Regions from separate parts of the Mus musculus genome. Here region 1 is linked to region 2. Evidence: chromatin loops called from intact Hi-C (ENCODE). Cell type or tissue: heart. All regions are shown on one strand. Each heading gives the region's core, and the rest is flanking DNA. Links, peaks and the distances in the headings are about the cores only. Region 1 holds the start of Acad9 (acyl-Coenzyme A dehydrogenase family, member 9). Region 2 holds the start of Atp11b (ATPase, class VI, type 11B).

Region 1 (8,339 bases), core at 102-8,101, 310 kb before region 2:
GAGCCTAGCTGTTCTTTACATGTGTGACTGGCTTTGAGCAACTTATATGTCCTGTATTGGCTTCTCCTATATGATCCTGTTCATCAGAGAAAGGAGCTGTGTGGGTCAAGCAGGACATACTTGGGTCCTGAAACATGAAGTGACCATGCCTGCGTCCTGGAGAATGATGTGGCTTCTAATCACTAGTGGCCAACTTGCCAGGATTCCCTGCGGGCCTTTGAAATGATCCCATATGGCTTGAAGACCTGTGGCCCGCCAAGCTCTAGCTACTCCTCCAGGTGCTTTGGACAGGGTGTATATCTGGACCCACAGCTGAACACAGATATATCACAAGTTTTCAGGATCAGGAGTTCCCCTGTCTCCTTGGTTCCTCTCACCAAGGGGAGCACTCAAGTCTCTACCCTGTCTTAGTACTCACGTTCCTGACTTCTCCACATTAGCAACGTTCCAAAATCTATTTGCTCCTCTCTGGCCCAAGGACAAGAGGTCCATGGGTCTCTCTCTATCCAAGAGACAAGTGACTTAAAGAATATGCTGCCATCCACCAGCACTCACTCCACTGCTGAGGCAGACTAACAGGGAGCATAGTTCCTGTTGGCCCTCTGAGCCTCTTAGAACAAGGCTGCTCACTCATGGAGGCTCAGACCACTCCTACTCCATCACCTTCACAGTCTTGCCTGTCACCTAGTCTGGGTCAAAGGGCTGTGTGGGAGAAAAGTGATGTCGATCCCAGTGGGCAAACTAGGCAAAACAGGCAACCTGGCAAATAACTGGTATTCAGACATACTTAAAAGGGTAAAGACTTCAGGAGTCCAGGCACAATGAGGCACACCTTTAATCCCAGCACTTGGAAGGCAGAGGCCAGTGGACTCCTGTGAGTTCAAGCCAGCCTGGTCTACATAGCACGCTCCATGCCAGCCAAGACTACACATCACGACCCAGTCTCAAAAACAACAACTCAAATACAATCTTCCAAAACAGAACAAAACCCAAAAACCTAAAACAAAAAATATCAGGGGGGGGGGGTGGATACTGGAGGCTAGAAGGAAAATATCCTCTAGTTAAAAGTGACAAAAACTGAATGAGGCGCCGTGTGGGTGAGGAGTGAAATAACAATTAGCATCTTTTAAGCTGATAAAGCAAAAGAACCTGTTATTCAGGTAATCCTACTGCAGAAGCCAATTATATAAGCCAGGGGCTGTAACTAAGTCTGCCAGTGCCACACAAGCCTCACCCATTCATCCTCCCACTTGCCCCTGGGACAGACTCGGGTCCAAGTAAGTGTATATGTCAGCCACTGGCATGGATAACTCGGCTACTCTCTACCCTCAGACGCTTAAGTACCACTGCCATTGTCCTAGTCAAGGCCCAGAAATGCTCCGAGAGCTGGTGTTTGCTCAATCCAGGAAGTAGCAGTGAAGTTAGAAGTGGTCAGATATGAATGTAACTTGAAGATAAACAAAGATTTACTTACTATAGGATTCAATGAGAACAAGACGAATCAAAGGTGTCACTGGAGAATGTATTGAAAAAGTTGAATCACAGAGTAGCCATTATCTATTGTAAACGGGCTGTTGGGAGAAGCAGAACTGGGTGGGATCCAGGAGAGGTTATCATATATGCTTATTAAAGATGCTTATTAGACATCTAAGAGGAGATATAGAGCAGAAAGGTAGACTAAGTCTGGAGTTAGGGGAAGAACTCAAGTTGAAAAAATAAATCTGAGTCGTAAGAATAGAGTTGTCATTTAAAGCTAGGGCACTGAATTAGGTCATCAAGGGGCTGACCATAATAAAAAGAGAGGCCCACAGGCTTAAACTTTAGAAAAATTCAGCATTGCTAGGTGTGGCATACAATTTCAATCTAGCTCTCATGAAGGAAGGCAGAGGCAGAAAGTCTCAGTGAGACTGTCTCAAAAGCAAGCAATCAATACACCTGCCACCTCCACATTAAAAAGAAGAAGAACAAAACAACACAAACAACAACGACACTGCCTCTGACTTCAACTGGGCTACCAGAGACACTGGCCAAGGTCTACAGGTTGAGAAACCAAGGAACTAACAAAAGAGATACAAAGAAAAGAATTTTTTTTTCAGAAACCTGAGGCCTAACATGCATTCAGAACAAACATTAAGTACATATCTGCATTAGTTACTAATGGTGGGTGGGGTAGGAATGGGAATGAGAAGTGAGCAATGTGGAGAAAACCACTGGCCACTGGGCCAAAGCCTGAGGGCACAGGTCCAAGATGCAGAATTATCCTTGAATAGTGAGAAAGCTGAGTTCTAATCACCAGGCCAGCCTTTGCTAGGGGTATACAGCTCACAACAGTATAGAAAGTAGATACCATCTGGAGGAGAGCTGACCACTGGGACTCTCACTAAATACAGAAATGGAAAACTGGCAGCAAAGCTCACGGGTGATGAAGGGTAGATTTAAAGACTGAAGGGGATACATGATGGCTGCGCTCTTCCTCCTGCCTTGGAAAAGCACAAGAATCCAAGTCCCTCGGCACCCTCTGCGCCAGAATGTGGGCAAAAGGGTCCCCACACTTCAAAGTTCTAGCTTTGAACGTTGCACCAGGGCAGCCACTCAGCCCAAGTGTTGACTTCTACTTTAATAAAGTCAGACAATACGAGACAAACTTCCAAGACAAGAAATAGCTGGATGGGCAACTCTGAGGACCGAGGCAAGAGGACCACGTATTCAAGGCATGCCTAGCTACAGAGCGAGTCCAAAGACAGCCTGGGCTACTACTGAATGAGACCCTGCCCCAAAACAAAAACCACTGTGACACGACTTAAGCCACATCGCCGAGCCCAGCCTCTCGGATGTTTGGCTTCTACGGGCTCGGATAACGTTCCATGCAACTCTGGCCAGAATGAAAGGTGGGAGCAGAGGACACGGGCAGTCCGGCCTCGCCTCCTACCTGCTCGATGTTGCCCAGGAAGAGCTCCTTGGCGAACGAGCAGCTCTGCAGGCTGGTGTGCAGCGGGCGGCGCCTCGCCGTGAATTCCCTCAGCACCCGGGAAGCTCGCGCCGCAGCCGCCGCCGCAGTCGCCCCACGCGAGAGCAGCACACAGCCAGACATGCTGCTCCTGACTTCAGACTTCAAGTCGCTGGAAGCCCCGCCGCTCCTCCCAATGACGCCAATCACCCGCGTCCGGGCATCCAAAGTCTCACCCTGCACCGCTGCAACCGGAAGCTAGCTCGCACTTCCTGATGACGCAAGGGCTGCGCCGCCTTGAGCGAGGCTATTGGACAGGTCGTTCCAGAATATGTTTAATAAATGTCTCCTACGCCAAGCATTGCTGTATGTAATGTCTGAGTATGTAATTTAGAAATTGTAGTTTTTTAAAATTCATCCGAACAGGCTAGGAAGTAAGTGTGTGTGTGTGTGTGTGTGTGTGTGTGTGTGTGTGTGTGTGTGTGTGTTCTTTCTTGTTATACTTTTGCCAGTAAGAAAACGAAAATACTCAAAAGTCAAGCTGCAAAACTACCACCCAGGCTCCCAAACACAGCTCTTGTGCCTGTGTGCTATTCTCAGCACATCCTCTAAAGAGCAGATTAGATTTCATCAAATAAACCTAGAAGTACAACTTTTGTTATTCTCATCTCACTTAATGTAGGACTTAGAATATTGCTAAATGGGTATAACAAAATGACAAGGGACCTATTTTACTAACCCACTTCTGCCTAATTCTCTTAAATATGTGAGTGGCGTGGTATCATTTTGTATGGGAGACTGCATGAAGCACTAAGAGCATGCTGTTTCCTCCTTTCTTGAATCTACCACTCCCTGTGTTGTGCACCCCCCTAGTCTGGCCCCTATTGGCCACAGTCTTCAGACACTTGCTTTCTTCACCACTCCCAGGGCAAGGCATTTCCCTTGGCTCGGTGACCTACCCTATGAAACTATAAACACCATGTTTGTTTGTTTGTTTCTTTTTATGATTTATTTATTTTATGTATGTGAGTATACCATTGCTGTCTACAGACACACCAGAAGAGGGCAATGAATCCCATTACAGATGGTTGTGAGCCACCATGTGGTTGCTGAGAATTGAACTCAAGGCCTCTGGAAGAGCAGTCAATGCTCTTAACCGCTGAGCCATCTTTCCAGCCCTTGTTTGTTTTTTTTAAAATGAATCTTATGTTGAGGAAGTAAGCCAAGGCAGGGCCTGGTCCAACTGGTCCAGCTCTCACATCAGGGTTTATTCATATGTCTGTTGTCTTTATTTCTAGGCAGGTTGTCCTGAGGGAACCAGTGTGGCATCAACTGTTACAAGATGACTCCTTCAGAAAATACATGCAGTTTTAACACCAATAGAAAGCATTTATGCCCCACTGGGGACTGCATAAGGAACTTCCCAAACTATGTAGCCCAGAGCCTCACTATTCTTTTCCTTTTATGCACAAAAAGCAAGTAAGAACAGTTAGCGAGAAGTGAAACTACAGAAGCCAAAAAGCAAGGTTAATATGTTTAGGGACTTTCCCAGGTCCTGGCACTATAAACTAGGTCTTTGATGAATTAGGTCTTTGTTCCTATTTTGGCAGGTTAGGGTTTTGGCAGATTGTTGTTGCCTATGTACTGAGTTCTAAGGTCAAAATGGTGTCTCTAAGATGGCATCAGTTGAGTCAGTGTCTCACAGGCTATTGAGGCCACCTTTTAGTCATGGGAGCCAAGGAACTACTTGCCCTAACTTAGTCTGAATCTTAGTAGACTGCCTCTTAAAAAATATCTATCTATCTATCTATCTATCTATCTATCTATCTATCTATCTATCTGTGTAAGAGAAAGAGTATACTAGGCACATGTGTGGAGGTCAGAAGATAGCTTCTCAAGTATTGGACCCGGATCTCCAGGCTTTGTGGCAAGCGACTTCACTCACTAAGCCGTCTTGCTAGCCCACAGACTGCCTCTTGAAAGGTTAGCGTCAGTACTGTAGCCTCTGTTCCATCGATCTGAGATCTCCAGGTGACCCAGGAGTCCCGTTCACACGAATGTGTCCTGCCAGTGTTGCTTTCTTTCTTAAGAGTCACCTTGATCACAATGTCTCTTCACAGCAATAGAACATGGAATAAATCACCTAATGTAGTGGGAACTAACTAAAATACATGAAAGTGATTTTAATGATGTCTCCAAAAATGGGGAGGTAACTCTCCATCTCTCGTTACCAAACAGAGCTTCCAGTAGCAAGCCTGGGTTATACCCAATTGAGTTGTTGGCCAAAGAGCTTCCATGGAAATGCTCCAAACACCCCAGGCTGTTGCCAATACAATAGTTTGCTCTCTGCAAACTGACAAAAAGAGTCCATTGCTGAAGACAACACCCACACTTGGGGAGGTCTAGTGGATGCCAATATAGAACCTTCACCCCTATGTTCTAAAGTCTTGAGTATGGAAAGTTACTCTGCAGGCTACCAAAAGAGAAACACATACAACAACATAGCCACAAAACCTTTGATCTACAGTGTTATCTTCCTTGCAAAATATGCTAAGCCAATGGTCGCACAAACTAGTAGGAGTAGCAAACCAATGTCTGATTTGAACAAGGCCCACTCTATGAGGTAGAACCCATACCCAACACTGCTTGGTTGCCCAAGAATCAGAGACTAGATAGCCTAGAGACCTATGGTAAAATCAAATACCACAGATCTTAAAACACAGTACTAATAAAATGACTCCTACTGATATTCTGCCAAGCTCATAGATCAGTGCCTTATTCAGCCATCATCAGAAAAACTTCCTCCTGCAGTATATGGGAATAAACACAGGGATGCACAGCCAGATATTATGCAGAGAAAGACCTTGGAACACTCAGCTCTAAATGTGATTTCTCTATTAGCCCCTCCCCCCTTCAGAGCTCAGGAGAATCTGCAGAAGAGGAAACATAAAGCGTGTAAGAGCCAGAGAGGATAGAAGATACAAAAAGAACTATGCCCTGTAAAGTCATTGATAAATGGGACCTCATGAAACTGGAATGTTTCTATAAGTCAAAGCTTCTATAAGCTTCTATAAGGAAAGCTTCTTATGGTCAATAAGACAAATCAGGAACCTAAAGATTGGGAAAAAAAATCTTCACTAACTCCACATCTGATAAAGGGCTAATGTCCAAAATATATAAATAACTCAAGAAGTTAATCACAAAAAAACCCAAACAATCCAATCAAAAAATGGGGTATAGAAGCCTCTTCTTTTTAATGAAAGACAGAAATGGGGTGGATTCAAATGGGAGGAGAGAGAGAGGGGTGGAGGGAGGGGGGATTAATTAAAGGATATTTTATGAGAAAATAATTTATTTTCAATAAAAGGGAAATCTTTTTGTTTTATTGTGTGAGTATATTGCCTACATGTATGTATGTCCATCATGTGTTTCCTGGGCTTGGAGAGGCCAGACAATGATGCTGGACTTCCTGGAACTGGGGTTGAGGAGCCTCCAGATGGGTGCTGGGAATTGAATCAGATTGAACACAAGAGTAGCAAATGTCCATGTGACAGCTGAGCCACCTCTCCAGTTCCTTCAGTGACTTTAAAGCATGATTTATTCTTTAGTACTTGTGCAACTGAACTTCTGGGTGTTCAATAGCCATACTTTGACTCCTGTATCAATGTGGTCAGAGGGACAGAAAAAGAGGGCAGTCAAACATGTTTACTTCCGTGATCATCCAGCTCCCATGGGACTATGCGTTGGTTGGTTTGTTTGTTTTATCAAAATGTCTTATATGTCTGGTAAGTCACCTGTCCTATTGTTCAGAGAGCCAAGGAGACCCCATTCTGTGGTTTCTAACCAGTCTGTATTTGCAAAGAAAAGGGTCAGTACACAGATGAAGTCATGGTCAAGCTAGACCTCTGACTCATTCTCAACATATGAAATTACTGATATAAAAATGAAAAAGAATAAAAGATACAGGGACTCCTTCTAAATCCAAGTGCTAACCGACCGTAATGGGTCAGGGTTGGGGTAGGGTTCATTTTGGCAGTCTGCATTGTCATAAGTAATCCTAAATTAAAATGATTGACATACCACAAAACTAAAGTAGAATTTAAAGGAAACAGACAAAAATTCAGCCTTAAACATGATTTCCCATTAAATCCTGTGTATGAGCTGCTGACATACTTGATAAAATATCAGAGCCACTCCAGCTATAATTTTAAAAAAACCCACTCTATTTAGATAGTTTATCTGAATCTATCATTAACTATAGCCTCACTTCAACCCTGGTTTTCTTATAAGATTGTCTTTCTTTTATTATATTTCTTCACCAAATTCCCTTTTTAAATTATTTTTTATCGAGTTATTTTATTTTATTTTATTTTATTTTATTTTATTTTCTGTGCATGAGTGTTTTTGCCTGAATGTATGTCTATGCACCATGTACATACCTGATGCCCACTCAAGACAGAAGAGAGCATCAAATCCCCAAGAACTGGAGTTTTAAACAGTTGAGAGACACCATGTAGGTGCTGGGAATTGAACTTGAGTCCTCTGCAAGAGCAGCCAGACTTCCTAATTATTGAATGCTTCCTTCAGCACCTTTAAGCCACATTCTTAATATATCGTACTCAATATGATTCTAAAAAGAACACTTTCCAAGTGATTGTACCCATGAGGGATGATTCTCCTAAAATAAGCAAGGCCATGGCTTTCCTCACTCTCATCCTTTCTGTGGTCACTGAATGACACAAAAATATTACTCTTGCTTAAACCTTGCATTTTAATCTTGTAAGATTCATGTCTTCTTGGTGATCTAACGGTTTCAAACTCCCCAGTGACACAGGAATTCCAGCTAACTCCCATGACTGGAAATATGAAGCTTCATCTTCATTCAATAGATGAAATAGGAAATTCTGTGGACCTTCTTAAGCGGAGACTCTACCCACAATCAGTACAGAAGCAATTACAGATTATTGATCATCACTTTCTTAGTGGATTTCTGTTGCTGTGACAAAACACTGATAGAAATGTAACATGAGGGCAAAGGACTTATTTGTTATATGGCCCTAATCACTGTCTATCACCGAGTGAAGCCAAGGCAGGAACTTCAGCAGACCATGGTACCACCTTTCCCAGTGGGCTGGAAGGTCTGCACCCATCATTAATAAGGTTCCCCCACAGACTTGCCTACAGGCCAGTCTGATGGAGGGATTTTTCTCTACTGGAGTTACCTCTTCCAAAGTGATCCTGGGTTGTGTCAAGTTGGCAAACTAGCAAGAATTAATTGACTCCTTCTCAACTTAATACAAGCATATCATTATCAAGTATAACTTCTTTTAATTCCAAGATCTCATGTTAATATTACAATGCATCGGTTAACCTACTAACAATAACCACAGAG
Region 2 (8,339 bases), core at 49-8,048:
GCATGATATTACACCCTTTGCTGAAGAGCTGTTGGCATTTAATTGCTGCCAGGGGAGGAAAATAAGTTTGCTTTCAATGGTGACACCTGGTATACTGCCCTCACTCTGGGGAAAGCTGTATATCCAGGCTCTGAAGCAAGGTCCCTGAGTGCTCTGGGAACACCTAGACACACCTATCATGTCACCTTAACCAAAAGAAAAACTTGATATTTAAGAATATATTCCCAAAATCCCAACACTCAGGAAAATGAGCAGGAAGATCACAAGTTAAGACTAACTTGAGATACATTAAAAAAAAAAAAAATCCTTTCAATAGATAGATATAGACATAGATAGACAGACAGAGAGATACGAATATAAAGAAAGATATTCCGATTTAATGTGTAATGTGCTCCAAAGAATGCAGAGCTTCTTTTTTTGTTTGTTTGTTTTTTTGTTTTTCTAAGACAGTGTTTCTGTGTAGCCCTGGCTGTCCTGGAATGCACTTTGTAGACCAGGCTTCGTAGACCAGGCTGGCCTTGAACTCAGAAATCCACCTGCCTCTGCCTCCCAAGTGCTGGGATTAAAGGCGTACACCACCACTGCCCAGCTAAAGCTTACTTTTAATGTTATATAGCAGTACTAGTAAAAATAAAACATGGGCCACAGATGTAAGCCACATACATTATTTTTAAATTTCTAATAGCCACATTTTAAAAATAAACAATTAAATTTCTTTACTATATTTATTTATTGTTGGGGAGTGGGCACGTGTCACCATACAATGTAAAAGTCAGAGAATAACTTTCAGGAGATAATTTCTCCTTCTACCAAGTGAATGGCAGAGGTCGGACTGAGCACATTTACTGTGTATTTATTACAGTAATTGGTAACAAGTACCTGGTCCTGCTAAGCTATCTTTCTATTACAGAAATAAATATAACTGAGATATGTCACATTTTTCTTCTGTTTTAAAATTTAAATTCTGTTTTATATTTAAGAAAATTTCAATGTGAGCCAGCCACATTTCAAGTATATTAGACAGAACTGTGATGCAGGATAAACGTTTTAAAATGATTATTATATTAAAGAACATTTGGCAATCAGGTACAATCCGGTGCAAATTGAGATAGAGAGGGAAGCGTCACTGTGTCTGCAGGTTCAAGGCTCTGCTAAGTGACCTGACGGAGGAGGCTAGAGAACGATGAGAGCAGCTTGGTGACCACAGTGAATGGAGCTGGAGAGGGGCTTCACTCCTGTGCTGCTGGCACAAACAAGGCAGGGAACACAGACCCAGCAAGTGTACTCACACAGTTGATAACACCCAGCAAGCTGCGGCTAAGAACTGCCAGTTTCCTCAGTGAATCGGGAGGCTCAAGGGACATCATGAACAGTGTAAGAAGCGCTCTGCAGCGTACCCCAGCTCACGATCTTCCTCATCCAACTCCCAGATGCTGGGATTACAGGCCTGTCCCACCAGTTAAACAAACACCCGCAGCCTGCTAGTTTGTGGTTGCTTGCAGTTACAATCATTTTCTACACTCTTCTGGACTGGTCAGACTTAAATCTTATCACTATATTGCTAAACACAGAAATAATATTCATTATTTCCTAATCTATTCATTATCCAGAAAACATTCTCAAGACTAACTGTAGCCCAATATAGGGGCTGACTGAGAACAGTCATGAGTAAAAGCCTCATCACGTTCACATAAAACAGGATTTAGCAAATACCTACAAACAAGTTAGTTCTATGAAAACATGGTACTATGTTGTTCTGTAATGAAACCTTATAGGTCATCTAAATATATTTGTTTATAAGAATGTTTGCTTAAAGGTAGACATCAGCACTATACAAATAAATATGCTATATGAGTATTCTTCTCTTACCACAAATTTTAGCAGCTGCATGTGGTCAACAGCTACCGCTAGCATGTGTAAAGCTGTGGGTTTGACTGACAGCTCTGGCAAAGTAATAAATGATAACAATAATAACAATAACAACAACAACACACTAGGCATCTAACGGTCCTATGCTGTTATAATTGAGATGCTGTTAATGACGGACTATAATGACTAAGTACAACATGTTACTGAAAAGGGCTACACTATGAATATGAACTACACCAGAAATACATAATAACTTTTAGCATAAAATAATTTGAACATTATGTGTGAAAGAAAAACAAAAAAGAAAAAAGAAAAGGATATTCCACAAGTTTTCACTATTTTCATAAAGGGAAAATGTCAGTTTTTATCATGATTTCTCATCATTAGGCAATTAAAAATATTTAATAGAGATAAGAAATCAATCAATTTTTTTAAAACTGCAAATAAAATAAAACAGAAGATATAATTGTCTCTATCATAAAAACACAGCAAGTTAAGTTAGATGTCTCAGGAAGCAAATGAGAACCTGAGTTTGATTCCTGAGACCCACAAGGTAGCAAAGAACTGACTGGCACAGGGTGTCCTGACTTACTTACACACATACCCAAACACACTAAGCAGTAATCAAAAATTAAAAACAAAAAGTATCTTTTTTTTTGTTAAATTATTGGTTGAAAGCCAGGATTCATATGAAATGTTCCAAAACATTTCCAAAACAACCTGTCCCTATGATTTATTGATTTACCCAAATTTTCCCTTTTATGAATTTTACAATTAACATAATGCTGGTGACTAAACCCAGTGAGCAAAATAATAATAAAATTTGCATTATTTGTATATAAAATTTGTATAATTTGAATAATCCAAGATAGAATTTTTTAACTGAATTCTTGGAGTAGCAACTAGAAAGGCTGTTTATTACTGAGCTAGTACAACATACTTCGTTCCTTTGTACACACTGTCCTTAATTTGTATTTAAGTGATTACACAAACTTAGTCAGCAATTCAAAGTCCTGCTTTGGCACAAGGGTTTTTGTTTTTGTTTTTTTAAAGATTTATTTATTTTTATTTAGATGAGTACACTGTAGCTGTCTTCAGACACACCAGAAGAGTGCATCAGACCCCATTACAGATGGTCTGTGAGCTACCATGTGATTGCTGGGAATTGAACTCAGGACCTCTGGAAGAGTCAGTGCTCTTAACTCACTGAGCCATCTCTCCAGCCCTGGCACAAGTTCTTAAAGACTTGATTATCTTAAAAGTAAAACCAGTGACAGACAACTAAATATCAGAGATAGTATTTTTTTTTTTTAAAATGGAAAGCAACTTGTTCAACTTGTTAGTCAGGGCCATGAGACAGCTGACTTAAAAATGACCACACAGCTTCTGGTTTATCCCTTTCAGCCGTAAACATAAAGCCATTTCTCACAACATTACCAGATTTCTATCTGGAAGATAGGAATGATCACATAGAAAGATTTTATTCAAGCTAACAAAAAAGTACCTCACACTGAGAGACTGTCTTAACATACTGGGAAAGGCTTGAAAAAACAGCCTTAAAAACTATTTTCTCACCCAAAACATCAGATAAAAAGGTGTTAAATCTTTTGTTTACTTGACGCCTGAGAAGTCAAAAGCAGATCAGATTTGTAATAATTAACTTCCTTACTGTACTGGCTTGCCACAAGAAAGCAAGTGTGGATTAAATGACATCATTAGCTTGGATTCCCAATAAAGCTGGAATACTTCAATTTGCAACAGTTAGCTAAAAATAAAGACCTACCATTTGTATGAGGGAGTGGCAGGCGGTTCTAGTTTTATTTATAAGATTTCTTTATTTAAGAATGATGCTTACTGTAAAATAAACAGGAGACTGACTGAAATACATACTTTTTAGTTTTCACCTGAAAAACTGTTCTACCACAAGAAAAAAGAATGAAGATTTTGGTCTCAAAACAGGACATTTCTGTTTCTCTAAGATTTATCACTGCCTTGAAACCTCGTAGAAAAAAAATACTGCAATTGGTACAATTTCAAAATTAAACAGCATATAGATTAGCATTCCTAGAACTGAAGTGATGTCTGCCTTAACTGTCATTGTCGCCTTGGCGTTGTTATTTTCTGGGCTGCAAGTGCCAAGGGACATGAGAGATTTTCGTCTGTGAATGATTTCTGAGAAAGGTGACGCTTTTTAGACACTTAAGTCACTCTAGGGTTTTCTTTTTCTTTTTCCAGGTAATACAGTAATGTTCAAAAGTTAAACCACTGGCTCCTAACCCGTGCGTTCTAACCGCCTTGAGGGGTGGGTGACACACAAGAGATGCACAGAGAAGTTGCACCGGTCTGCGGTGAAGACCTTTCCGGCGCGCCTTCCTCCTAGGCCCAGGGCGAGCTTCCGCCGGGAGGCCGAGGAGGACCCAGACCTCCTCCGGAGCCCGCACGAGCCTAGTTCGGAGTCCGGGGGAGCCGCCTGACCCGCGCCCCGCGCCGCTACCTCCGCCACCTCGGGGCCCGCGCGGCTCGCGACCCTCAGCGGCCGCAAGCTGCAGTGCATCCCCGCGCTGTGCGGAGCCCGGGCCGAGAGAGAGCCGCGCGCCCCCGCCGCGGCCTAGCCCTCGCCGCCCCGCCGCGCCACCCAGCCCTCACTTACCAGCTGCTGCCGGACCCAGCGCCACATGCCCCCGCCGTCGCCGACGCCGTCGTGGCCCGCCGGACGCGGGACCGAGCGGCAGCAGGTGGAAGAGGACTCCGAGTGTGACCGGAGCAGGCGAGCCCCTCGGGCTTAAGTTCTGCTCTCTGCTGTCCCCGCTTTTCTACCCGAGTCGGGTCCCCATCCCGCCACCCCGGCCCGGAGGTCCTACAGGCGCGGCCTGGCTGCCAACCGCGCCCGGCGCAGCACTACTCCCCGCTGAGCCGCCGCCACCTTCATCTCTGACCGTTGTCACCCGAAGCACCGCCGCCCCCACGGCGCCGCCCCGCCCTCGCCCGCCATGGGCCCGCCCCCACGGCGCCGCCCCGCCCTCGCCCTCCATGGTCCCGCCCCCAAGCCCTGTGCCCCTCCCTCACCTGCTCTGGACCCGCCCGCTTCTTTACCTCTCGGAGGCCCACCCTTCCGTGTTTCCGCGCGGGTTTGCCCGCCCCTTTCCGGGGCGGTTTGTCGCGAAAACGTGAGCGCTGTCAGGCTCGCCGGCTCTGTGGGCCTTTTTCGAGTTTTTGTATCTTGGCCGGCTAGGCTGTAGCAACTCCTCGAAGAGGAGTTGGCTCTGCCCTGTCACAGATCTTCCCCCTCCCCCACCAACCCCCCCCCCCATCCACCCCAACATTCGGATCCACACCAGCAAATGTATGTGACCAAAAGGTCTGTGCCCAGACCATTAAATTATCAAAGACTTACATTTGGAGAGGGAGATGATTATGATCAAACTAAATTGTACAAAATTCTTATAGACTTGGTAAAAAAAATTTTTTTAATTGTCAAAGGCATTTAATTGCTTCACACATAACTCAGCGAGTAACCAAAGTGGACTAATATTGGGGAAAGTTTGAGATTTCTCTGTGAGAGTCCAGCCTGCACCTCAATTTCTGGAGCTATTGCTGAGTTCCTATCCTGATGAATTAAGCTGGAAAGGCTAAGGGGAGAGACTTTCCTCGGAAAGCTAATTGCTAAGCATGCAATGAAAACTACCTCCAAAGTAGCGTGACCTCTCTAACAAGGGTGTGGATAACTTTTAAGAAGGCCCATACAAGCAACTGGAACAAGTTTATACTGTCTAAAAGCAGCCACCTGTTCGTCTTCGTCGTACTCTCTTTTTCCTGAATTAAAACACGTCACCATCAGACATTTGTAATTTGAAAAGTAACATTCTGCAAAAACCTAAATCTAAGCTACGGTGATTAGACAAATCTGTCTTTTGGTTTCAGTAGTCATGTCTTAGTTAATCCAGCATTGCAATTAGAGTCTTTCAGTTATCTATGGCCTATAAAATCTGCAATGGAGCCCTTTAATCCCTTTTTAATCCCTGCACTCGGGAGACACAGGCAGGCAGATTTCTGAGTTCGAGACCGGCCTGGTCTACAAAGTGAGTTCCAGGACAGCCAGGGCTATACAGTGAAACCCTGTCTCGGGGGGGGGGGGGGGGGACCTGCAATAATTTTTTTTTAATATTATAAATTACCCAAATTTAGGACAGATATTTAAAAAGAAAAAGGAACCTTCGTTTTGCTCTTATGCCCGACCCTTACTCTGTGACACCAGCATAAAGTTACTGGAATGCTTTTAGAGAAAACAAAATGTTACTTCCGTTCTAAGGCAGTGTCCCAGAACCCACTGCGTCAAGCTCTACCCGATACTCTAATTGGGTCTCTGAAGTACGTATTATCCCGATTGTGCAGATGGAGAAGCTCAAGTTAAATAATTCGGCAAAACTGTGATTTGGATTATGGATAATCGGACAGTAGAACCTGTGTTCTTAAGCTATATTCCTAAACAAACTTACTTCTCACATCTCGTTTCTCAGTGACTTGGTTACAAAGTAGGCCTGGAAATGTTTTATTTATATGCCACCAAAATTTGTCAAGAAAACCTGTAAAACAGCAACCTAGAGGATGCATTACATATCATTGAACTGGCTTCCAAATTTCTAAAGGTGGAAGTGGACAGGGGGTGGGGAATTAGGAAGGAGTTGATTCGAGGTGTTATGAGGCAATGTGGCAAAAAGCAGCTCAAATATGTGAAGACCATATGAAAGTCCAAACTGTCAGGAACAAAAATAGCAACAGGGCAGTGTTTTGCTCCAAACATTTTCTACCAGAACCATAGCATGGCCGAGCATTTTTATACTATAGTTGTAATTCTTTAGTGGTGGTAAAATCTTCTCCATGTATAATAATCAGGGTTTTTTTTTTAATTAAATTTATTTCTTGGAGGTAGGAGTATGTGCCATGTGGGTGTATAGAGGTCAGAGGGATCAATTCTCTGAAATCTTGATTTCAGTTGTATGTGTATGCTATTGGGAACAAACAAAAGAAACTTGCCCTAAGTACTGACATTTTGTTTTTAACCTCCATTTAACCATAGGGGGAAACTAAGTTCAAGGTCCCAGGCCCTAGGGGAGCTGGGGACTTCCCAATAGCTGAATGCCTTCTGTTGTAAAGAGACACTTGTCTGGGTCCAGCCATCTCAAGGACAACTTTCCCAACTTGCTGGCAGGGTTAAACTAAGTTCACGTTCCCAGGCCCAGGAACCAATTCCTGTCCTGATTGATGGGAAAATGTAACAATTACTTGTCACAGAAGTTGTGGTTTTCGAGCTTAAATGATCTGAGATATTCTGGCTCTTTGTTGCAGTTGGATTTAAGTGGACCCCATGAAAACACCTTCACATAATATAAAAGGAATTACACCCTGTTGCTTGTGATTGGGAAGGCTTAGGGAGAGAGAAGAGAAAACTCATGATTTAAGAAGGCAGGTACCAGGTATAAAAAAAAAAAAAAAGTTTGGAGGTAGTAGCAGTTCATTTATTCCACAACTATTTCTTCAGCATCAAATGATTGTGTGAAGACTGCCTAAAATTAGGAAAGGGCACAAAACCCACTTTAGAGTGGCCTCCTCTGTCCTGGCTGCAGCTTATAATCTAGTTGGAAAGAGCAGTCACAGAGGGGAGGTGAGCCAGCCAAGTAACCGTTAAATCCTAAAGTATTCTACTGATGATCATTGGTAATTTCAGAAACTTGACGTGAACAACAGTAGTTGGGGAAAGCGCCAGGAGAAAGGCTATCAAAGTCATTTCTCTTTATCTCTGATTCTAGGCAAATCCTTTAGCACTGGACCACATCTGAATTCAAACTGAGTTTGAAATGAGAGGTTAAAGAAGGGGTAGACTTTGCAACCGGATGAGCTAGCTGCAGGGGCAAATGTTTGGGTGAAGAAAGCTTTGGATGTGTAAGATGGTGTAACTAATTCAGGGAAAGAAGAAGTGGGGCTGCATGGGTAAAGTGAAACCCGGGAGGCCGAGTTTCTGACTAATTACAAGTGTTTGCTTATTTTTTTCTTTAAATGGACATTGCACATGGGGGGACCCATGACTCCAGCTGCATATGTAGCAGAGTCGGTCATCAGTGGGAGGAGAGGCCCTTGGTCCTGTGAAGGTTCTATGCCTCAGTGTAGGGGAATGCCAGGGCCAGGAATGGGAGTGGGTGGGTTGGGGAGCAGGGGAAAGGAGGAGGGGAGAGGGGAGGGGGCTTTCAGAGGGGAAACCAGGAAAGGGGATAACATTTGAAATGTAAATAAAGAAAATATCTGATAAAAAAAGATTAATAAAAATAAAATATTCAAAGAAAAAAAGACGTTGCTAACATTCCTTCCCAGGAGAAAATATAAGCAGTATCTAGCCCTTCTCCTCAGAACCTTGTTAGCAAGGCATCATTGCCTCTAACTTTACTTCGGCCAACTAATGAACTTATTGAGAACAA

The links. A loop is a pair of places that touch in the nucleus more often than their neighbours do. Peaks named below come from ENCODE experiments on the same cell type or tissue, not always from the same donor. Only the 100,000 strongest peaks of a DNase experiment are listed, where the experiment ranks them.
Region 1: it touches region 2 in a loop (6-fold over the local background); 9 of 42 quality-filtered maps call a loop at or near these places.

The regions. Positions count from the first base shown.
Region 1 is chr3:36,060,861-36,069,199 of GRCm38, reverse strand. It overlaps Acad9 (acyl-Coenzyme A dehydrogenase family, member 9), which reads right to left and starts at 3,221. Exons shown (of 18, transcript NM_172678.4): 1 at 2,930-3,221. The coding sequence starts at 3,091. In heart, for the core only: no CTCF peak of the experiment used is centred there; a DNase peak (open chromatin) is centred at 3,159; H3K4me3 peaks cover 1,854 bases; H3K27ac peaks cover 1,279 bases; H3K27me3 peaks cover 1,944 bases.
Region 2 is chr3:35,750,591-35,758,929 of GRCm38, reverse strand. It overlaps Atp11b (ATPase, class VI, type 11B), which reads right to left and starts at 4,867. Exons shown (of 30, transcript NM_029570.4): 1 at 4,520-4,867. The coding sequence starts at 4,546. In heart, for the core only: a CTCF peak has its summit at 4,402; DNase peaks (open chromatin) are centred at 4,289 and 4,859; H3K4me3 peaks cover 2,217 bases; H3K27ac peaks cover 1,571 bases.